Linked DNA regions of Homo sapiens: regions 1 and 2 are each linked to region 3. Evidence: chromatin loops called from intact Hi-C (ENCODE). Cell type or tissue: dorsolateral prefrontal cortex. All regions are shown on one strand. Region 1 overlaps NWD2 (NACHT and WD repeat domain containing 2). Region 2 holds the start of DTHD1 (death domain containing 1). Region 3 holds the start of LOC105374399 (a long non-coding RNA gene).

What was found. A loop is a pair of places that touch in the nucleus more often than their neighbours do. Peaks named below come from ENCODE experiments on the same cell type or tissue, not always from the same donor. Only the 100,000 strongest peaks of a DNase experiment are listed, where the experiment ranks them.
Region 1: it touches region 3 in a loop (4-fold over the local background); 52 of 110 quality-filtered maps call a loop at or near these places.
Region 2: a loop joins it to region 3, with 9 times the contacts of the local background. A loop is called at or near these places in 5 of 110 quality-filtered maps.

What each region holds. Positions count from the first base shown.
Region 1 is chr4:37,379,115-37,387,114 of GRCh38, forward strand. The region is part of intron 3 of NWD2 (NACHT and WD repeat domain containing 2); the gene reads left to right. Among named protein-coding and RNA genes, the nearest start is that of PGCKA1, 71 kb to the right of the region's middle. In dorsolateral prefrontal cortex, CTCF peaks have their summits at 4,744 (motif pointing left) and 4,950; no DNase peak of the experiment used is centred here.
Region 2 is chr4:36,281,268-36,289,267 of GRCh38, forward strand. It overlaps DTHD1 (death domain containing 1), which reads left to right and starts at 349. Exons shown (of 10, transcript NM_001170700.3): 1 at 349-762; 2 at 2,709-3,324. The coding sequence starts at 492. In dorsolateral prefrontal cortex, no CTCF peak of the experiment used is centred here; no DNase peak of the experiment used is centred here; H3K27ac peaks cover 8,000 bases.
Region 3 is chr4:36,347,603-36,355,602 of GRCh38, forward strand. It overlaps LOC105374399 (a long non-coding RNA gene), which reads left to right and starts at 7,768. Exons shown (of 3, transcript XR_925195.3): 1 at 7,768-8,000. RefSeq lists an enhancer at 957-1,106. In dorsolateral prefrontal cortex, CTCF peaks have their summits at 3,677 and 3,877; a DNase peak (open chromatin) is centred at 3,669; H3K4me3 peaks cover 905 bases; H3K27ac peaks cover 3,007 bases.

The DNA of each region.
Region 1 (8,000 bases), 1.0 Mb after region 3:
TAATTCAGTGGAAAACCACATGACAGGGTTCATAAATTTATCCAGTGGTTTTTATACCTAAGGATAACACTTTCTGGTCTGTTTTGCAGGCTTTTCACAGGAAGAATTGTGATGGTCAGAGCCAATGTAGTCGGTCAAATCTAAGACTAAGAATAAATGTAGCAAACACATCCAACATAATTCTGTTGGAAGGACTTAAGCCATTTAGTCCGTCCAACAGAATGATGAGGATAGTACTGTTGTCTGCACTTCACAGAACAAACAGAGACACAGAGAGGTTGAGTAACTTTCCCAGAGCCACACAGTAAGTGGGGAGCCGGAATTCAAACCCTAATAGCCTAGTTTCAGGGTACATTCCCTTTTGTGTCATGCTTTTGTATTTCAAAAAGCACATGACATATGTTTTATTATTTAATCCTCTAAATACCTCCAGGAGGTATTCAGATTTTATAATGCTTTTTGTTGGTGTGGGTTCACTGAGACACGGAATTGTGGAGCAGAACTAACCCAGACCGTACATGAGTAGATGATGAAGTAGTCCCAACCCGAGGCCTCCTGACTGCAAGCCTGTGGCTCTCAGGGAGGTTTTGTTTTTGTTTTGCCAAGGAACACTTTCATTAAATAAAAACTGCATCAAACTCTGTTACAAATGAAGGTGTAACTGTTCTTAGTAGGGGACAGATGGGCACTTGGACTTCTCTCCTACCTGTACCTATTTCCATCCCACCCGCAGAGGCCCTAAATGGCTCCATAGAATACAACTGGAAGCCCACTGCTTTACCCCGTGTTATCTTTCAGATATATATATATTACATATATTAGCACTGGAAAGAGCAGAAATTACTGGAAACAACCGAAAAGTAAAGGCAAGAAGCATTTGAACTTGGCTCCGCCACTTGTTCTATGTTCATCTCTAAAATAAGAATAAGAATTAATGCATTTCATTGATTGCTTCTAGTGAGTCAAGCACTAAGCATTTTCTCACGTAATCCTTACAGCAACCCTGTGAGTTGCAGGTATTGTTATACCAATTTACAGATGAAAAATAAACGTTCAGATTAACTTCTCCAGGGCTACTAGGCTAGAAAATTGTAGTTGGAATTCAAAACCACATCTGTTTGACGATAAAGTCCGGACTCTTAACCTACCTAGGATTGGGGAAATTACATGAGACACAGCTCCTAATGTGTGCTGCAGTAGACAGTCAATAAATGGCAGATGTTATTTTGGGGGAGACTGTTTAAGAGTACGGACTCTGAAATCAGACCATCAGTATTTACATATCTGTTCTATCATATAATGTGTGACCTTGGACAAATGTTTTTCTCCCTCTAGGCTTTAATTCCTTCATTTATAAAGTTTGAATAATATTAAAACTTACTATACAATTTTTATGAAGATCAAATAGGATATTGTGTTTATGTTGCTTAGCACAGGGTCTTACCCATAGTATGCCTTAAATAAATGCTAGCTATGGTTATTATTAGGAACTATATGCTAAGGAATCACAAGCCAAAAAAAAAGTGGATTTCATGAATAGTCTACATTATCTCATTTTGTTTCACCAAAACTTCTGTGAAGTAAGTACTACATTATTTTCATATTACAAATGCTATTTTGAGAGGTGTTTTTAATTTCTTAAGTACTCACAGCTAGCAAGTGATGAAGCTAGAATGTGAGCAGGCAGGTGGAATTCGGAGGCTTCATCCACATTCTGTATTGATTCTGACAAACTATTTAAGATAAACGTTCCCCCCAGTCTTGATGGAGCCCAAGAGTTAGGGACTTAGCCAATCAGGAAATGCTCTTCTTTCTCCTGCTTAAATTCAGAACCAGTTGAAAGGTGGTTGCAGGAATCAGGTAGATGGAGATTAAAATCTCACCTTTTTTATGATAAAGCTATTGAAGGAAATGACTTAGATCCTAATGTCGAGCAAAATAATCTTTCAAGAGACAGAATGAACCACCCACTGGTGATCCTAACACGTCAAGCCTCCCCCCAAGCCCTAGCCCCACCCCAAGAAGCCTGAAATGTGCCCTGTGGAGGATTTGAGCTGAATTCCAGCACAGCTAGCATGGATTTGAGCAGACAGAGCCCAGAGTGAGGTAGAGAGGGCCGAGTCACTCATATCCCACTTCCTCTTCCCACGTCACCATCAGTGACTCCTGCTCTCCTGGGTGGAGTGAGTGAAGGTGGAGAAGAGCCCCGGGTGTTAATCTAATGGAGCTCCTCCAAATAGAAACACCTGGAGTGGGATATCGAATCCCATTTAACATCCCCAGGTTTGTCTTCTCTCAGCGTCACTGGGATCAGCCACTGAGACTCTGGGTTATCCCTCTGTATGGCTGCCACCTGGAGTGCGAGGAGATTAACATCTGTCAGGGCAGGACTACCTCCAACTCCATGAGGCCGCTCCCTCAGAGCCCACTACTGCTGCTTTGGGCATCCTCCCTTGGCTGTGTTTATTTTATCCTCTGAAAGCTCCAAACAGGACAGAAATACACAATTATGAAATTAATACCAAAGCTACTCTGCATCTAAAGTCAATCTGTATTCTATTTCCCATCCCCATTTACCTGTAACCACATTTCCAACTTCAGAGGTTCTGTACCAAGCTGAAATGACAGCCCATCTGTTGCAGAAGTGAAATGAAAATACTATAAACAGTTCTATATTTGAATATAAATCTCATTACAAAGGGAGAAATTAAAGTTTAAAAATCAATGTTCCAAAGAATTCAACTATGAAGTAGTTAAGTCACATTTCAAAAGAATTGATGTTGAAGAGAAAATTCTCTTGCTTTTGTGGGATAACATTTTTTTAAATTTCAAAATTGATCTGAATATTTTATCTGTTCAGTCTAATTCAGAGACATTCGTGACACTGTGGGCAAGCTTGGACTGTCCTCTCCTGGATGCGTGTCACTGCTCCAGCATCTCACAAATAAAATTTTACATTTCTCAAGAGAGAAGAAAACACAGCAAACACCCATGAAATGTAGAAAACAAGTTAGCCCAAGGCCCTAAAGAAGTTAGTCCAGGCATACTTGTATTTCGCAAATCCACACTTTGTGTTGCCAAAAACCACAGCAGAGATTTCAGGGGTAGCAAGTGAAAGACAGAGATCAGGAAAGTCCCGGTTTCCACCTTGCCAGGATGTCAGTGGGTCTGCGCCTGCACACCAGTGAACCTAGATTATTTAGGTTCACTACACCTGCACTCCAGTGAACCTAGATTTATTTAAGAGAATGCTGCCATCAAGAGATTGATTTTGGCCCTCTGTTTACCATATTAAGGAGGATGTTTTTCCCTAGGTGTACTGTCTTCCATCACAAGACATGACATTGACACATTCCTGCCTTGCAAATTTCGACATTTGGAATGGTGGCAACCTCAGCATCAAATTTTATTTGAGAGTTTCCTCAGTGGTAATGTTCCACACTTCTCTCTCCCCTTTTCCCCTGTGAGCCCGGGTTTCTAGCCTCCCAATGCTGCAGTGAGGAATGATTTTCACTGAATCAACAAATTTGTTCCAGCTGGAGAATTTCCTGAAATTTTATTTTTATTTTTTATATATTTATTTATTTATTTATTGAGGCAGGCTCTGGCTCTGTCACCCAGGCTGGAGTGCAATGGCGTGATCACGGCTCACTGCAGCCTCCACTCACCAGGTTCAAGCAATTCTTGTGCCTCAGCCTCCCGAGTAGCTGGGATTACAGGCGCACACCACCAGGCCTGGCTAATTTTTGGATTTTTTTTAGTGGAGATGGGGTTTCACCATGTTGCCAAGGCTGGTCTTGAACTCCTAAGCTCAGGCAATCCACCCACCTTGACCTCCCAAAGTGGTGGGGTTACTGATGTAAGCCACCGCACCCGGCCGCCTGAAAAAAACTCCTGAGCTGAAAGTGCTGTTGTTGTCTCAAGAGCCTGCTGACAACCATTTCTTCTGCTGTGTTCTCCTTAAAACACTTATCTTCCCTCAGACTTTGATTATTTGAAGCCTAAGGTGCATTTCTCTGTGTAATCTTTCTCTGCAGTAGCAGTCTTTTAGGAAGACCCGAGAATTTCTGACAATTTAACCTTAACTTGGTTTCTTCCCTTATCTAACACATATGGGACTAGCCCTGTTTACTAAATTTGAGGGCTTTCTCCCTCTCCCCCTTTGATTTACAGCCAAAACAATTTGATTTTCTAAGATATCTCTTTAGATTTCATCATGTGGGCTTTCCTGTGGTGAAAAATAATGAAATTATGTTCTTGATATGCCAGAGACGCCTACTTTTCAAATAAATTGTGCCTTTCTCTAGATTGGAGAATCCCACCTGGGTAATATTCTCCCATCAGATTAGCAGAGAACCTAAACCTGAACTGCTCTATTATTGGCCTGTCTGTTCACATAGAATATGTCTCATCTTGTCTGTGTCTTCTCTTTGAGTTCTGATCTCGTAGGTTTCTCAAGCAAGTCCCTCAGGGCATAGAAAACACCTGCATGCCCCCTACGCTGGCTCTATCACCTGAAAACTCACCTAGGAATTCTTTGAGTGTTATATGCTGCTTTCCGCAGCCTTTTCATATCACACCTGCCCACATAGGTAACTGCTTTGTACACTAACCCAGTCATCAGGATGAGAGTGCCCCATGGCTCTTACTTTGGACTCTGAACGTTTTTAGTAAGTTTGCAAAAGTTTTCTGGGTTTTTGCGCCCTCTAGAGGAGTAATTCCAAGTTGTTTTCTGAGATCCTGCCCTCTGTCTTTGGTTTTCACTGGGCCCAGGTCACCCTTTCTGATCTAGTAACAGATTAAAGATCTCTCCACTTTTCTTATTCACCCCTTTTTATTTTTTTATTTAATTTTTTTATAGTTAAATAAAAACCTGCAGGACGTGCCGGTCTGTTACATAGGTAAACATGTCTCATGGTGGTTTGCTGCATCTACCAACCCATCACCTAGGTATTAAGCCTCACATGCATTAGCTGTTTATCCTGATGCTCTCCCTCCCCACGTCTGATTCCCTTTTTAGGAGCAGACAGACTTAGGCACATCTTCTGGCTTTTAAACAGTTTATGTCTATCTAGCCTGTCTTCTAAGATGTCAGCCTTTCCCTCAGGGAAAATCTTTCTTTTCTTTAGCTTTTAATCAGTTTGCCTTCTTTATTTTGTTTCCAATCTTCCACTGCTCCTGATACCATTGTCAAACTGCAGCACATTCTTCAAAGCGTTTGCGTTCTTCCTTCATTCCCTGGTTCCTAGGGATAAGCCCTTGGGTTTGTAATAATTTTATTGAGTTGTTCTCTACCTCAACCCAAGAAGATGGCATATTCTGTTTATTTTGAATATATAATACTTTTTCTAGGTGACTCTTCAGAGCCTTTGGCAAGCCACATAATGACAAAAAGCCATATTCTCTCTTTTGTCCCTGAAGGTAGTTCATGGATTCTGAGACAGCCAAAATAATGCTGCCTCCTTGGGCCTGGTACTAGTCATTTAATGCTAGAACTGCTGGTGTTCACAGTGCACATGGAGCTCAGCTATGTCTTCTCTTGCAAGTTCTGGCCAACAGGCAGAGCTGAGAAACAGCAGCACAAAGTCATTCAGCCTCCAGATACATCTAAAAGACTTTTACCCCAAAGAACTTTCCATGTTTTGGCCTCCATTCTGACTGCTTTCCAAGGCTAGCAACTACAGCCCTACCTACATACCAATATCTTCTTGCCTGCATAAAAATAGCCATTCATCTGTGGACAGAGCCACCCTAAGTCAGGGTTGGAATCCTAAAGGGCCCACACTTGCTAAAGCCTGAAGTCTTCTGCTCAGCCACACCAGTTAGAAGCCAATGGTAATTAGCACACGTTGCTGATTACCCTGATTTGATCATTACACAATGTATATATGTATCAAGACATCATATTGTACCCCATAACCATGTACAATTATTATGTCAATTTAAAATAAAACTTAAAAAGCCAGTGGTAGAACCCAGCTTCATGGAGTGATGTAGACACCTGCCAGCTACCAAGATTAAAACACATGACCGATCCCAGCTGACCCTAGAGCCCCAACTGCCTTGACTGCAGGAAAAGCCTCTCTACTCTTGGTTTTCCAAATTCCCAATAACAGATATTGGGAATTTAGGGGATCAGTAAATATTACATCTTTCTTTCCCCTGCTTAAATTCTGAACCAACTGAGAAGCATAGGAGTTGGACAGGTGACAACTTAAAAAATCATCTTTTCTGTGAATCTAGCTGTTGGAAATCATCAGGCAAGTGGGTTTGCTAAAATTTCACCACCCTGACATACCCTCCTATAACTGGACTCCCACAAAGGGTCCTGATCCTGTGAAACTTGCTGCTCAAGAGGAACAGAGCAGCGTTCTCTCTGCCCACAGGTAAATACCAAAAAGAGATGCCTAATTTCATCTCCCAGAGCCTCCAAAGAATCATTCTGTGTGAGGACTGATTGAATAGGGGTGAAAAACCGGAAAGTGTTACTACAGTGAGGGTCCCCTCACATAGAAACATCAGGAGCACAACAAAAGTTCCACCTTAACACCAGGCTGAGGGGCCATGTCCACCAGGAAAGCATAAGCTACCTCATGAGAACAAGGATGAGAAACACAGAAACTGGTTGGACAAGATGTTATTAATGATATAAACATCCCTAATAGTATGATAGAAATTAACTGGGAGGAAGGATGGATTTGGGGTATTATTGATAATAATGTCTACCAAGTGCTCAGCACATGCCAGGAATTCTAAGTATATTCATTAGCTCAGATGTACCTGACCACAGAGTTTGAGCTCTTAACTATGTTACCATTCTTTGTTGTCTAAAACAGAGTACTATAAAGAAATACTTAATTTGGAGATTAAAGTTTTTTAAATCTCTGAAAATGTGTCCTTTCCTCAGCACATCACACTACCAAGGTGGTTGCCACAGAGCTGTTGTCATGTGAGGGCTCAAGAGGCTTTATTCCCTTGATTTTGGACATTTAGGGATTTTGTGAGATTTATCTGTGGTACTTGTTCATCATACTGAGTTTTGTTATTTCTCTATAAAGAAAGATTTCCAGGGATTTCTACAGCTAAACTCTGCTAATGTTGTCTAGAAGAATAAAAAAAGCAATCCTAAGTGTGTATTGAAATAAACTACAGTACACACACACACACACACATAAATTCCAAACAAAATTAAATTGACATGAAACCATCATGAATTTATAGGTCTTTTCCTAGCTTGAAAATTGAACATAGAAGTGTAGTGTGGTTTCTGAACTTTCTGGCATCCTTTTTCTACCCAAGCCCTAAATGTTGGAGTGTCCCAGGGTAGGTCCTGGGTGCTTACTGTACTCTCTGCAAATACAGGCTTTCCAGAAGATCTCCTGTATCCTAACTTAGCACTCAGGATCAACTGCACACCCTGAACATGCAGTCCCAGCTCTGACCTGTGCTCTGAGCTCTGGGCTCCCTATATCTGCTTGGATGTCTCACAAGCATCTCAAAGTCTGTATGTCCAGAGCAGAATTTTTTATATTATATTTGTTTGTAAACCTGCTTTTTCCCTACTTATACAGTTTGCATATTTGTCCCCTCCAAATCTCATGGTGAAATGTGATCACCAATATTGAAGGTGGGACCTAGTGGGAGGTGTTCATGGGGTGGGTCTCTCATGAATGAGTTGGTACCATTCCCACAGTAATGGATTCACGCAAGATCTGGTTGTGAAAGAGATTGGAACCTCCCTCCTCTCTCTCGGTCCCTCTCTTTCCGTGTGTCATGTCTGTTTCCTCTTCGTCTTTTGCTAGAATTGAAAGCTCCCTGAAGCCTCACCAGAAGCAGATGCTGGTGCCATGCTTCTTGTACAGCCTGCAGAATTATGAGCCAAGTAAACCTCTTTATAAATTACTCAGCTTCAGATATTCCTTGATAGCAATGCAGAATGGACCAACAAACCTAACCAATCAGTTCGGTAAATGAATCACTGTTAACTACATTATTCAAGC
Region 2 (8,000 bases), 66 kb before region 3:
CCTATGCTCCCTGATTATTTAGAAGCAAAATCAGACATCACATTATTTCATTCATAAATATTTTTAAGTTTACAGGAATCCTGCCAGCAATATTGTTCATACAGTTTACCTTTGATTAATAAACTTCTTACCCTACCTGGAATCTGTATTTTGTTGCCTCAAAACTTGAAAAGTATTTGGTACTTCCACAGTATATTGAATTTGTAAAACTTACACAGAGAGTTGGATCATGTGAGTCAGCTCTACCCCAGTGATTAATGTATTCTGTACACAGTAGCACCCATGGTACAGGAACGCCCCTTCTTCGGTCACCTAGTAACTTTTCACTAGTCAACACCAAACTGAATAACCACTATGTTGTGAGAAAGTGCTGGGCTAGCTGACTCGGATCATCTCCTAGAGTTTAGGAGAAATAACAATCACAAAGTTTGAATTTGCAAAACCTTTAGGCTTTGCTGGCAGGAGAGAAAATACCACTTTTGGATCATAAAATGGATATGGAATACATGGGCTCAGGTAAACTGGGCCAAATATTGAAGCAGATTTGGAGACAAAACCAGATGCTAAAGCAGGCACTCTTGGGTGATGACCTTTGTGAGGGGGCTGGTGGGGCCACTTGGATGGCCACTGTGGTCTTTCTGGGTCAGGAACTCAGCAGTGCCCTTCACCAGCTGCTGGAGCACACCTCAGGCACCCTGCGTTCCACCTGCCAGCAGCTGCATGTGCTGCTTGACAAAGAGAATCAATGTGTCTCGAGAAAAGGCAAGTATTCTTTTTTTTAGTTTATTCTTTCTCTAAGAAATATTGATTAGGGCAAGATCTGAGAGGGGCTATGAGTATACCAGATAGGCTAAGATAGAGTTTCTGTCCACAAGAGACTAACAATTTCAAAGGGGAAATAAGTTGAGACAAATGCACAATAATGCCAGGGACATTGGGGCCAGTCCCATTAGAAACACATGAATGAAGTGCTTTTGGACTTCAGAAGCAGTTTAAATCCCATCTGTAGGGTGGGGAATTGAGAAGTTTGCTAGAAAAATGTAGTATTTAAGCTGAAGCTTAAAGAGTGAATTGGATTTATGCAGCAGGAAAGAGAGAGTCGGTAATTTTAGTAGGATCCAAGACTTAGAGACAGGAAAATACAGGCCACTGAGGCAGAGCTAGTAGTTTGTTTTTTATATCAGAATATAGTATTCTATCTCTAGGGTCATTTGAGCTTAGCCTTATTGATTGCAAAATTACTGGGAAGACTGGAGTGGGTTGGGATAGGGAATTGGATCCCCATGCACTGGGGCTGGAGAGGGATTCTTGGGAATAGGTCCAGTTATGGATGTGGAAAAGTACAGTAAGGCAGGAAGAATGTGGAATCTGATGAATATAATCCTAGATAACAACAGTTACTCCAGATAAGCATATAGGTGGCATCATGAAATTCAACTCTAAATAATACAGTATCAAGATAAGTGGGCAGGTTCCATCTATGAGGAAATCCAGGGTAGATGATGTTAAGAAATTCAATCTAAAGGGCAAATAGTGGGCATCAGGGAAATCTGTCTAAAGGCAGCATGACTGAGAAGCCATCAGCTGCAGCCCACAATGAGACCTTTAGCCTCTGGAGGGAGTGGAACATGGTCTTTGGCAATATAACAAGCAAATATATATTCAGAAAAAAACAAGGACTTGGTTACCAGAATAGGAGTTAAAAATAAAGACAAGTTCTCAGGTATAAGACAAAAACAAAACAAAACAAAACACAAGTTGTCAGAACTGGATCCCAAAGAAAAGCCCTGACTGGTGAAGGGATGATTTGGTGATGGCTTTAAAAACACTAAGCTATGGGGCCTTAAATTACCTATTCTTTAGTTCAGAACTGAATTCTAAAGACTAGAGAGGTACTAAGCCTGCAAGAAGTCATCAGGTGACCTCAGTAGTGAGGAGAAGCAGGATGAACAAATAGGAGAGTGGGAAGAATGATGACGGAGTGAGAGATTATATAAGATTTGATCATGCTAAGAGTTTACTTCAGAGTGAAGAAGGTTGACCTGAGTTAGTAGGCTTTGAGTAGCCACTTCAGGTTCCAATCAGAGAATTGGTATGGTCAGAGCTATTCTCTGAAGGACTAATTTGAAAATTTCCAATGCTCACAAATTCATCAGGAGGAATAGTATAAACCTAATCCAATTCTTATAGCAGTAAACTAGGCTCCAAAACAAAGCATCTACATTGGCAGAAATAATGGAGGTATGGTGTTTCTGCCACCCAAGCCTCATCTGGAGTGTTCGCCTAATTTTCAGCCCAGCATTTTAAATGGATCATTGATAAACTATTGTACATCCAGTGGTAAAAGAAGAGTTCTCAAAATCATACCAAATGAAAAACAATTGAGGGAGATGTTGACTTCAGTTCTTATTGGGGGAGCAAGAGGTTATGACATTTGTCTTTAAATATTCGAAGTATCTTTATAAGCAAGAGGGATTAGATTTACTCTTTGCTACCATGTTAAAAATGGTTTGTTGTCAATCCTACAATTGTTAAAAGAGTGACAGTTATACAATTACTTCTCCTTCAGGAGTTTGGCTTAAATGCACAGTAAAGGTCTTTGTAGGTTTCTAAAATTATCTTGCCATGTTTCATTAGATGTCAGTGCAGAAACATAATTTGGTTTAGTTTTGTATTTATTCTTTGTGTGTCCATGTATGTGTGTGTAGAAATCATTACTTTCATAGACTGCCTCATAAAAATAACTGAACATTTGGGGAGCACTGCTGCACTTCTAAAGAAAGAAGAAAAGGAGATTTGTAATTTATGCGGCATGCATGATGAATGTACTCCACAGCAGACAATGTCCTCCATTCAAGATACCAAAGCAGCAGACATTGCTGCAAGAGGGGAACTAAATGTCATAGAAACAGCTACTGTTTCTCCCACAAATGGAGAGGAAAGTCATTACACAAACCAGGTCCAGTTAGAAAAAAATAAAACACATATGAGTTCAGCATTAGTGGAAAAAGAAAACAATACATCACTGAATGGACGTGTACTGGGGCAAGAAGAGTCACAGAATAAAATGTTCCCAGATAATGCAGAAAATGAAGATGATAAACAAATAGAACACATGACTGTTGAGAACATAAATGGCAACAGGGAAGAGACTCATGGCATAATTCAGACAACAGAGACAGAAATTCAAGAGACTTCAGAAAGCCCAAGAGAAGAGATGACCACATCCTCAATAATATGTGATATCTCCAAGAAATATATAAATAGTACTCTTCCCAATGATTCAGAGAATATAAAGCACAAGAATAACATAATGGAAAAGGAGTAAGTAAATGCAATGTGGGAAGTGCTTAAGTATGCCTACTTATATGTGTGTTTCTATAGTTAGTACATGTCTTAGTTCATTCAGGCTGCTACAACAAAACATCATAAAGTGAGTAGCTTTTAAACAACAGATATTTATCTCTCACAGTTCTGGAGGCTTGGAAATCCAAAATCAAGGTGCTAGCAGATTTGGTGTCTGGTGAGGGCTTTCTGGTTCATAGAAGGTGCCTTCTTGCTGTGTCCTCACATGGTGGAAAAAGTGAACAAGCTCCCTTGGGCCTGCTTTATAAAGACATTAATCTCATTCATGAGGGCTCCACCCTCATGACCTAATCATATCCCAAAAGGACCCACCTCCTAATACCATCACCTTGGGGGTCAGGATTTCAATGCATGAATTTTGAGGAGACACAAACAGTTAGACTATAGCAACATGCATAGTATTTCCATTTCATACCTCCCAAAGATATTGTAATCAGTAATTCAGCTTAAATCACTCCTATAAAAATTTATATGGCCACTATTATTAATATTGTTTATTTCTTATAGCTTTAAGAAACAAACACATTACATTTTTTTAAAGAGGAAGGAATTGAGTAGATACGAAAGTAGTTAAAATGAGCAATTGTCCAGATCATGAATACTTTGCAAATTACTACGAGTTCAAATATAATAAGAAAAACTAGAAGACTGTAGGGTGTTAGAAGATTTGGAGAGAATGTTTTAGCCTCAGATTCACTTTATTTATATTCTCAAGAAAATCATTATGAGTTTTAAACCCGTGTCTGTAGAACTCTAGGGATTTTATGGATGAGCTTTGGGAGGTACTTAAAATTGAATGTGTATGTTCAGACCTATTTCATTTCCTTGGATATGGTCTAGAACTGTCATCAGATTCTCTAGGAGACCATAACTTCAAAAAAGTGAGAAAGACCAATCTATTTTATAAATTTTCTCTCCTGTGCAAAGAGGTAATAAGGCCCTATTTGTCCGTATAAAATAAGATATTCACAGACCATATTTTCCCAGACAAACATAACACGCTTAGAAGTGAAAAAAAAAAATATGTGTTTTGGGCATCAGACAAACTTAAATTTCACTTTCTGTTTTATTACATACTAATTCTGTGACCCTGGGCAACTTGCTTCATTTCTCAGCCTAATTTACTTATTTGTAGAAATAATATATACATCCTGGGATTATTTGGTAAGGTCAAATGAGAAAATCACTTAAACGACCTAACACCAGGCCACTTTTTCAGATATTCACACCAGGTAAATGTTAGTCTATTCATTTATTTTAGCTCCAAAAACTCTCACTTTCTTCACCTGTCACTCACTACCATTGTTCCATTACCCCCATCTCTGCTTTGATGTACTGATGCTCTTTCAGGTGTATGATACCATTTTGAGGACTATGATCTTAGGCAAGTCATTTTGCTCACCTTGACCTTAGTTATCTCGCCCATAAAATGAAGAGGTGGTTCTAATTTGGCCGTAATGTTTCTACAGGTCAGAGTCTGATGAATTCTATGGTTGAGGATATTCAGTGCATGATAGATCCACATGATTTGTAAGAATTACCGCTCCAACAAAACAACTGCTAAAGTAGTCTATATGTGGTTACCTGTTTCACTTGAGAAAAACATTGAAGCTCCATATTCTCACATTCAGAAATGACTCAAAGCATCGGTTAATGAGTCATTGCCTGAACTACTCCCTCTAACACCTCCTTTAGGTGTTTCCTGGTTAGTGACTTCCTCTTTGCAGCACCCAAACCAATTGTGCTTGGCTTGTATATTTCAGAAGTTGAGTACTCATTGCAATCCCTCGGCCTAGGAAGCCATCATGCCACATAAAAGATGTGTGTGATAAACAAAACCTCACTCAGAATGTGTTGTCAATTCCCCCGTATAGCTTTCTGAAAGCAACCTATCTCTTCCTAGCTGTCCTGGTGTATACAAAAAGGGAAAATAAGGCTAGAGTAAACCAATGTGATTACAGTCATCGGTTACTTAATGATGGGGACATGTTCACAGAAATGGATGGTTGGGTGATTTTGTCAATTGTGCAAACACTGCAGAATGTGCATACACAAATCTAGATGGTATAGCCTACTGCACGCTTAGTCTACATGGTATAGCATATTGCTCCCAGGCCACAGACCTGTAAAGTATGTTACTATACGGAATACTTTAGGCAGCTAAAACACAATGCTAAGTATTTGTGTATTTAAACATATCTAAACATAGAAATGGTACAGCAATAATACAGTATTATAATTTTTAAGACCACCATTATATGTGCAGTCCATTTTTGACTGGTATGCCTTTATGTTCTATATACCTGTATTTTATTTTTAAAAGTTTTAATTTAAAAATTTTTCTTATTTTTTTTTATTTCAATAGGTTTTAGGGGAACAGGTGGTGTTTGGTTACACGAATAAGTTCTTTAGTGGTGATTTCTGAGATTTTGGTGCACCCATCACCTGAGCAGTGTACACTGTACCCAATGTGTAGTCTTTTATCCCTCACCTCCCTCCCACCCTTTCCCCAGAGTCCCCAAAGTCTATTGTATCATTTTTATGCCTTTGCATCCTCAGAGCTCAGCTCCCACTTGTAAGCGAGAAAATAAAATGTTTGTTTTTCCATTCCTGAGTAACTTCAGTTAGAGTAATGTTCTCCAATTCCATCCAGGTTGCTGTGAATGCCATTATTTCATTCCTCTTTATGGCTGAATAGTATTCCAGGGCATGATATAAATATGTATATGTAACAATTTCTTTATCCACTTGATTGATGGGCATTTGGGCTGGTTCCATATTTTTGCAATTGTGAATTGCGCTGCTATAAACATGAGTATCCATGTATCTTTTTCACATAATGACTTCTTTTCCTCTGAGTAGATACCCAGTAGTGGGATCGCTGGATTGAATGGTACTTCTACTTTTAGTTCTTTAAGGATTCTCCACACTGTTTTCCATAATGGTTTTACTAGTTTACATTCCCACACACAGTGTAAAAGTGTTCTCTTTTCACCACATCCACACCAACATCTTGTTTGTTTGTTTTTTGATTATGGCCATTCTTGCAGGAGTAAGGTGGTATTGCATAGTGATTTTGATTTGCATTTCCCTGATCATTAGTGATGTTGAGCATTTTTTCATATGTTTGTTGACCATTTGCATATCTTCTTTTGATAATTGTTTATACATGTCCTTAGTTCACTTTTTGATGGGATTGTTTGTTTTTTCTTCTGGATTTGTTTGAGTTTCTTGTTGATTCTGGATATTAGTCCTTTGTCGGATATATAGATTGAGAAGATTTTCTCCCACTCTGTTGGTTGTCTGTTTACTCTGCTGATTGTTTATGTTGCTGTGTAGAAGCTTTTTAGTCTAGTTAAGTCCTATATATTTTTGTTTTTGTTGCATTTGCTTTTGGGTTCTTGGTCATGAAGTCTTTGCTTAAGCCTATGTCTAGAAAGGTTTTTCTGATGTTATCTTTTTAAATTTATTTTATTTTATTTTGAGATGGAGTCTTGCTCTTTCGCCCAGGCTGGAGTGCAGTGGCACGATCTCAGCTCACTGCAACCTCCACCTCCCAGGTGCAAGCAATTCTCCTGTTCCAGTCTCCTAAGTAACTGGGACTACAGGCGCCCACCAGCATGCCAGCTAATTTTTACATCTTTAGTAGAGACAGGATTTCACCATATTGTTCAGGCTGGTCTTGAATTCTTGACCTCAGGTGATCCTTCCGCTTCGGTCTCCCAAAGTGCTGAGATTACAGGCGTGAGCCACTGTGCTGGGTCTCTGATGTTATCTTCTAGAACTTTTTTTGGTTTCAGGTCTGATTTTATGGTTTCAGGCCTTGATACATCTTGAGTTGATTTTTGTATAAGGTGAGAAACGAGGATGCAGTTTCATTCTTCCACATGTGGCTTGCCAATTATCCCAGCACCATTTGTTGAATAGGGTGTCCTTTCCTCAGTTTATATTTTTGTAAGCTTTGCTGAAGATCAGTTGGCTGTAAGTATTTGGCTTTATTTCAGGGTCCTCTTTTCTGTTCCACTGGTCTATGTGTCTATTTGTATACCAGTGCCATGCCACATAACTGTATTTTACTGTCTAGCCTAAATCTATTTGACTAGGGCTAAAGAGAATGGAACCATTTAAAAGTCACCTTGTTCTACTTCATCTGTCAGTTGAGAAACATAACTCCTGGAAGAAAAGTGTATTCAGATGGTTTCCAAGGCACAGAGGAGAGTCATTCCTAAAGTTATACAACGCTGGGTCACTGTATCCTCTATTAAACAATGTTTCTCATTTTCTGAATTATTTTTATCACCATCACCAAAGAATACTCAAGCAGAACAATGTGCTGAGTCACTTTCTATTCCTTCTAACTATGAGTTTAGAATTGTAAACATAAATCAATGACCCTCTCTGCAATTTCTACATATTTTTTGGATTTCTATGTTAAATTGTGCTTTAAAATTCTATTTACAAGTAATTGAAAAACGTCTAAAATCTGATTATTTTAGAGCTGGACATTAATGCTATGTTATATATAGATCCTCTTATTTCTCTTCAACATTTCCAGTATTTCAATCATTTCACTGGTATAAATGAGAAGTAGTAAAAAAAGAGGAACTCAAGTTGGTAATTTTAATGTAGAAAAT
Region 3 (8,000 bases):
AAAAAACCATTACAGTCACCATTTTGCTAATTATTAAGCATCAAATTTTATAAATAAAATCTTGTAACATTTATTATTTGAATTACCAAAACCTATGTCCATAGTCATCTTGATTAGATACTTACAGCATCTGGAGTGTAAATTCTTGATTACAGCAATTGACTATCACTAAAATGTAGCTTAAATGAACACATACATATTTCCTTGTATATTCTGAAGTATTTTATTATTATTAATTAATTAATTAATTAATTAATTTTTTTCACACAGGGTTTCACTCTGTTGCCCAGACTGGAGCTCAGTGGCATGATGTCACGGCTCACTGTAGCTTTGGCCTCCCAGGCTCAAGTGATCCTCCCACTTCAGCCTTCTAAATAGCTGGGAATACAGGTGCAGGCCTTTACACCTGGCTAATTTTTGTATTTTTTATAGAGATGGAGTTTCACCATGTTGCCCAGGCTAGTCTCGAACTCGTCGGCTCAAGCAATCCACCTTCCTTGGCCTCTCAGAGTTCTGGGATTACAGGCATTACCATGCCTCACCCTTCTGAAGTATTTTAGACTAAAATAGAAATACCTTAACAAATGAGGTAGGTAGGCTTTGAGCACATTATAATCTAATTTTCAAAATAGCTAAATCTTTTGGATAAAGTTTTGTTTTTCTAATCCAGTGTTTCTTAATGAGATGTTATTGGCATTGTGAAAGAAATCCGTTTTCAAAAAATTAACATGCACTGGCTCATAAATTGCAGACCATTCAGCATCCCTGACCTTGTCCACCAAATGAACAAAATGCCTCTCCATCCTAGTGAATGTGACAAGCCAAATATCTTACACATTGTTCTGGTTATGAGGGTTAGGGGTGAAAGAGTGGGTGTTGAGGACCATGTTTTAATCAGCTTTTGGTTGAAGTAGGGCATGAAAGAAAGGGGAAGAACATCTAACGGAAATTTAGAACATTATAAGCAAACCAGGGCTTTGCCTAAACTGTTCAACTGCTACCAGTATTTGCAAGAAATGTCAACTGCTGTCTGATGGCTTTTTCAGAAATGTTCTCAATGAGAAGTCCAAAACTGTGCTATAGAATAAGAAGTTTATCTAAGGTACAAAGTCAGCCTTTCTGAAGTCAGAAGAACAGGGAAATATTGAGTAAGGTCAAAATTGTGGCTGACACAGGCCAGGGGATTCCCTCTTAGCTTAACTAAGCATGACTTCTGTGATCTAACCTCACCAGAATGCCCCGTACTGCCTACACATTTTGACAGATGTCACAACGAGTCCTCAATTCCCTCCGCCTCTCCCAGGACTCCTCTGCTAGCATTCTCTCCCCACTACCTCTCGACATTGATTACCTAACATAGTAAATAATTTACTTACTAGTTATCATTTTTATTTACTTTCTGCAAATAAACACCTGATTTAATTTCCAGGGTGCTTGTCTCTTTTTTTAATTGATATATTCCTATTACTTAGAACTCTGTCTGGCACTCAGTGAATGTTTCTGTTTTGTTTTCCTTACTTTACAAGCGAGAAAACTCTTTCTGAGTTACAGCAGTAGAACCTGGATTAGAAGCCAGATGATTATATTTTCAAAGTCCTTTTTCTTTTACTTCCACCTTTCTACCCCTTTCCCTACACCCAACTCCCCACCATTTCTCTCTCTTCCATAATGTCTGATAATATTTTTTCAGTCTCTGAATACCCCGGACTGGATTAATTGTCTGTGGAACTCTATTTTAAATCCAGCTATAACATTTCTATACACTGTTGTAATTGCCTATTTATTTGTGCTTTTCTCCAACCAGTTTGTAAGTTTCTTGAGAGCTGAGGATTGAGTAGTGTTCATCAGTGAATTTTCAGTTCCCTGCACAGAACCCAGCACATAGTAGGCACTCAATACATCTTCACTGAATTAATTCATGAATAACATCTACACACTGACATGTTATTGGGATCCTCTTTTTGTGCCCTATATTTCTTATTGGAAGCAACTTTGTGGGGATAGTTGCCATGTCTGAGAAGGTAAAAAAATTAGCTCAGACTGTAAAAATCTGGCCCACCATTCATCAAGCTGGAATAACAGACACTGATGAAGCCACCTGCAAAGTTAACAGGAATCAGTGTTTCCTCCAAGCACATATTGCAGCTATAATATGTCCCCTTCTTTGAGTGACTGCTGCTTTCTTATACACTGAGACATTTTTGTTCTCCCAAATCATGGATTATCAGAAACCTTACTGCCTGAAATCATATCTGTGAGAAAGACGTATTCTTTTCTTGCCGGGAAGATCTAAGTCATTTTGACACAGAAAAGCATTCTTGATTTCTACCCAGTTGCAGAGCTTCAGATAAAGGGTTTCTGGATACAACACTGCATATCTATCTCAACATTCCTGTTTGCCAAGGAAGGAAAACTCTGGGTCCACTTTGCATTGCAGACCTGATGTTGACCCCTTTATACACAGCTCTGCTTTGCTTTCAGCCTATCAAAACACTAGCGTCCACCCTCCTCCTGTGTACTCAAATAACTCCATCTTTGCTTTTGTTTACCGAGGCACTCACAGTTCCTCTGTGTGCAAGCCCTTCATGGCAATGAATTAAGAAATCTAACTTTGTGGAATTTCAGGTGTGTCCCTGGTTGTCTTAGCCTGATGGGGACACTCCTGTGACCTTTCTGTTTTCCAGCCCAGTGTTTCTCAAATCAGCAGCGTATTAGAATTTGTAGGAGATTCCTGGAGCCTTTCTGAGAAATTCTGATTGAATTAGTCAGAGGCGTGTTCTGGGAATCAGAATTACAAAGTTCCCCAGTTGATTCTAATTTGTAGGCAAGGTGATATATGCCAAACTGACCCAGGATACAGGATACCCTGGAGTGGATATTCAAATTCAGTTTCACAGGACCAAAACAACCTTCTAACTCAAAATCTTTGGCTATGTACCTGAGTATTCTGTAAGGTTAATGAAGACCTCAAGTCACACTCTCACCATGGAAGATTAAAGACATTGCCTATCATATTCCACTTCTTGTCCAAAACACTTTCTCAATTTTTATTTTTACTTTTCATGATTACTACTGAACCAAGGGTAACATAGGAGGGAAAAAAAGGAAACAGTGCAAGCTCTGTCCTATGCTGAATATCCATTTTTTCCTCTTAGAGTCCTCATTTGAGATGATTTATCTGTTCACAAGAATAAGCAGGGTGGAGTGGGGAGCCGAGGAGCTGAGGCACGGAATTGGACTGGTTGGGAAGGAGGAACACTTGGCTTAATCCCCCATCAACAGCAGAACTCAAATTTAAAATTGTAGTTAATGAGAAGAGCCCACCACTATCACAAAGATTAACTGACTTCCCTGGAAGCTGCTCGGTGTGCACCTTTAAACCTGGTTCTATGAATACATGTCACCTCCATCTATAAACTTTGAATTAATATTTTTGACCTTTTCTCTCTATTTAAAGGATAAAATTATATTCCACTGCATTTGTACATGCTAAAAAATTTAAAATACACCGCAATATATTCTATCTTTATTAGACTTATTTTTGGTAATTTTTACATATGCCAAGAGCCTCAGAAATTTGAACTGATCCAAGCCTCACTCCACCTGAAAGGCCCTGTTTATGCCAGTCAGCCTGAAACTCTTCTTTAGAAATAGTCACTGCAAATGCCTAGATGCCACCACGAGGGGGCCTCTGTGTCACAGATAAAATTAAGGAAATGTTCAAGACCTCACAAATTCCTTTATGTAGTGAAAGACCTGCTCTGCAGGATACTTTTTTTTTTTTTTTAATTATGAAGTTATTGTAGAATTAGAGGGAATAATTTCACCTATGGCCAATATACTGTCAATGCAATAGTACATTATTTTGTGGCTAATGTAGTGTTCTAATGTTCTGAAATGTCTAATTTCCATTCACTGTGAAGAAACAAAGTACTATCTACAAGAACTGGTGCATTATAGAGGTCTTTACATTACAGTGTATCTTCTGTTTCCTTAATCAAAGCAACTGTAATGATGACATATATTATTGATCATTAGAACTGACTGTAATTTCTCTGAATTACTGGGAAATGGAAACTGAAAATATAAACTATGGATAGTACTATGAAATAAATGTACTTTTGATTAAATTCACTCTCCAATAAATGCTACTGACTGACATTCTAAAGAATTACCTTCTTGATTTTGAAATGTTCTGAACAAGGGTGCTTCTGTGGTTTGTTGGTTTACAAAAAGTGGCTAGCATACATTAAAAGTGAATATCTAAATTAGGATGATTTTTAAACAAATAATTGGGTGATATTTTCCAGAATATTTTTAGTTATAATTTTAAAGTAATGTATTTTGTGAGATAAATTCTAAACAAAGCTGAATATTATGACTCCTTCCACATTACATCTCTAAGCACATAAACCAACAATGTGGTGTCAGTAAAACAGCCCCTGAACATAAAGCAAAAATGAGCAGCATAATTGAAAACCATTAACTATATAAAGATGAGCACTAAAATGAGACTGATTGTATTAAAATATTTGCTGCTCTTCTGTGGGGGAATTATGCATTCTGCCCCATGGATGTTATGCTTGGTGATATGATTTAGAGTACCCATGAAATATGAATGCCATATTTAAGCAGAAGCTTTAAGAGCCATGGGGTGGTTCCACCATGTTCCTTTCCTCTCTGCCTTGAGAGGATCAGTGGTTTAGGGAGGGGTGTTTCATTGGCCTAGGTCCTGAAGCATGGGAGAGATCCATAGCCTACTTGTGATAAGCAGCATGCAAATATGTAAAAATGCATTTTTTTTATTGTTGTAAACCCCTATTATCCTGACCGATACAACTAATTTACTAAGCATAAGGAAGAAAACACTGTATGGCTATTAAAGATATCTGACTTCAATGTTGATCAAAGAAGTAGCAGAACCAGTAGCCCTACAAGCAAGGGAAAGAGAAGGAAAATGCAAAGATTGAAATTATTGCTGGTGTTAGCAGCAGACTGCTGCAGCAAACCAGAGACATTAGAAGTCCTTATAAAAGTGGTAAGCCACTTTTATGCCACTGTAGAAAGATTAATACTAGGTGCCAATTTATTGAATATTAACTATGTGCCAAGATCTTTTTGTGTATAATCTCACTTTATTCTCATAAGCATCCTTCAGTTCAGCGCTATTATTTTTCTTTCTCAATGATGAAACAGGCTTTGAAATGTTAAGTTCATTCATTTACATATTCCTTGTTCATTTGTTCACTTTTTCACTCATAATTCAATCAACAAATATTTCTTAAGCACCTATTATAAATAAATCAGGTGGCAAAGTTAGGTTTTTAACCCCTCCCTTTCTGATTTCAAAGTCCATGTCTTCTCCATTGCATGGAATTCTATAGCATACAGAATTGTAGGATGACTCTCTCAGATTTACCATCCTCTTGTCATATACACTCAATAATTCCCCACATTATGAATTGAAATGGATTTAACTCATAGGATTTGGTAATGTTATATGGAATTAGGAAAGTATTCAGCTGGGCCTGACCTAGTCACCTGAGCCCTTTTTTGACTGGTCTCAGCAGGGGAAGTCAAAAGCAGCATGAATGAAATTCCAGTTGAAGAAGGTTCTCCATTCCTGAAGTAGAAGGGGCCACCTGGTGAAGCTCCAAGTGTAGCCTCTATTTTTTTCTTAATTCAAAAAAATTTTTTGTAGTGATGGACTCTTTCTATGTTGCTTTTGCTCAGTCTGGTCTTGAACTCCTGGCCTCAAGTAACGCTCCCACCTCGACCTCCCAAAGTGCTGGGTTTACAGGTGTCAACCACTCCACCCCTCCCAAAGATAGCCTCAAGAAGAAGAGAGAAATCCTCACTGACAGCTAGCAATACCATAGGGACATCAGTCCTACAATAACAAGGAAATGAATTTTGACAACAACCTGATGGAGCTTGGATGTGTATCTTTCCCTAGCCACAGCTCCAGATGGGGACACAGCCATCTGCACCTTGAGTTCACCCTTCTGAGATGGACCCTGATCAAAGGACTAGCTAGAATGTGCTAGACTCCAACTATAGAAACAGTAAGGATATAAATAGGTGCTATTTCAAGTCACTACGTATGTGATAACCGGCTACAAAACAATAGAAAACTAATGCCCTCTTAGACTGATAACTTTAAGTCATTAATACAAATATTAATTATATTTAGAATTATCTTCATAGAAGGTAGGAAAGTAGAGTTCAGAAATATGCTTGATCAGTAAAGAGTAAGGCAAAAAAAAGATGAGAAATAATTTTACTGTAAGATTGCTAAGTTGCCTTCTAAATTGTAGAGCATGTGATTTTATTTTCTGATTTGATGACCTCTCAAGTCCCTTTTTAAAGTAATCGTATGAATTTTATTATTTCACCATATGCACTAATTGAGATTTTTGTTGAATATGGGTGAAGGTTTCTGAATTGTTGTGGTCCACCCATATTATACGACTTTGAACAAGAAATACTTTCCGGAGCCATGAGTCATTTAATTTAAATATTTCCCTATTTGAAACTTTGGCATGACTGCACAATTCTCTGTAGCAGTTAGACTAGCATTCTTAATTCTTTTATTTATGTGGACTCAGAAGCCCATTCAAAAGATTTCCCCATGGTGACAGTATGAACAAGTATAAGGGGACTTTCATTTCTATAGTCTTTTATTTATATGCACATATTTCCTACAATAACCTTGAACTCTCCCCAGTATTTTTTCTCTGTTGTTATTTATGTAGCATAGGTTAAATATTCATTGAGCATTGAATTTTGGGGGGCAAGTTCCAAGATTTTTGTGTAAGATTATTTTTTATTTAACCTTAGTATTCTTCTGTAGCAAAAACTTCATGAATAGTTTTAATTTTTCCTATACATAAAATGTATCTATAATAAAATGTCACTTAGCTAAACTACATGGAAAATAAATGATTTTAGTTTTTAGGGAATTTCTTTCCAATTTCAAGGTCTATGGTAAATATTACTTGGTATTATTAGAGGGCTTAGGACAACATTCTATAAGAGAGCGTAAACAACATGGTCTTGAAAGTTTACTGAGTTTACAAATAGAAAAATAGGGCACAGCAGCAGCAAATTGTTCATCTAACCTACAGCTCTATGAAATGAAGTCTTGAAATGAGAAATTATTCTCAGATCCATTCCTCAGCAATGAATCTCCTAGTGTTTCCCTTGAAGTGTGCTCCATTATTCATTGGTATTTACAATTAGAATGCCCTATTTCCAGATCTGATTTTCTTTCTTTTTTTTTTTCATTTTAACTTGTTACATTGAATTATATGTCTTCATTCAAGAAAACAATCCTACTTTCTCTTTGTTTAGTAACATTGTTTCAATTGATGTCTTAAATTGCGTTTATAGAAGCAATGATGGCTTGGCTTGGCTTGGTTTGGCTTGGGGTTTCCAATGTTTTGAATAGCATGTAAACAACTTAAACTGCCACTCCAATCCTAATCATTTAATGGAATGTGATCTCTCTCTCTCTCTCTCTTTTTTTTTTCTTTTTTGAGACAGGGTCTCGCTCTGTCAACCAGGCTGGAGTGCAATAGCGTGATCTTGGCTCACTGCAACCTCTGCCTTCCAGATTCAAGCGATTCTTCTGAGTAGCTGGGATTACAGGCACCCGTCACCACACCCAGCTGTTTTGTGTGTGTGTGTATGTGTGTGTGTGCATGTGTGCTTTTAGTAGAGACGGGGTTTTGCTGTGTTGGCCAGGCTGGTCTCGATCTACCCACCTCGGCCTCCCCAAAGCGCTGGGACTACAGGCGTGAGCCACCACACCTGGCCAGAATGTGATATATCTAAAGGAGTTATTTATCTAGTTTATAAAATCTTGGAAAGAAACAATCTATCTTCTGGAGGAGACTCTGAGGTCTGAGCATATAAAATTGTACAGGCTGTGAAGTTACTGCCCTATGACATATAAGAGAGCATCATTATTAGATTATGGGTTAGAGGTCCCGAGTTCC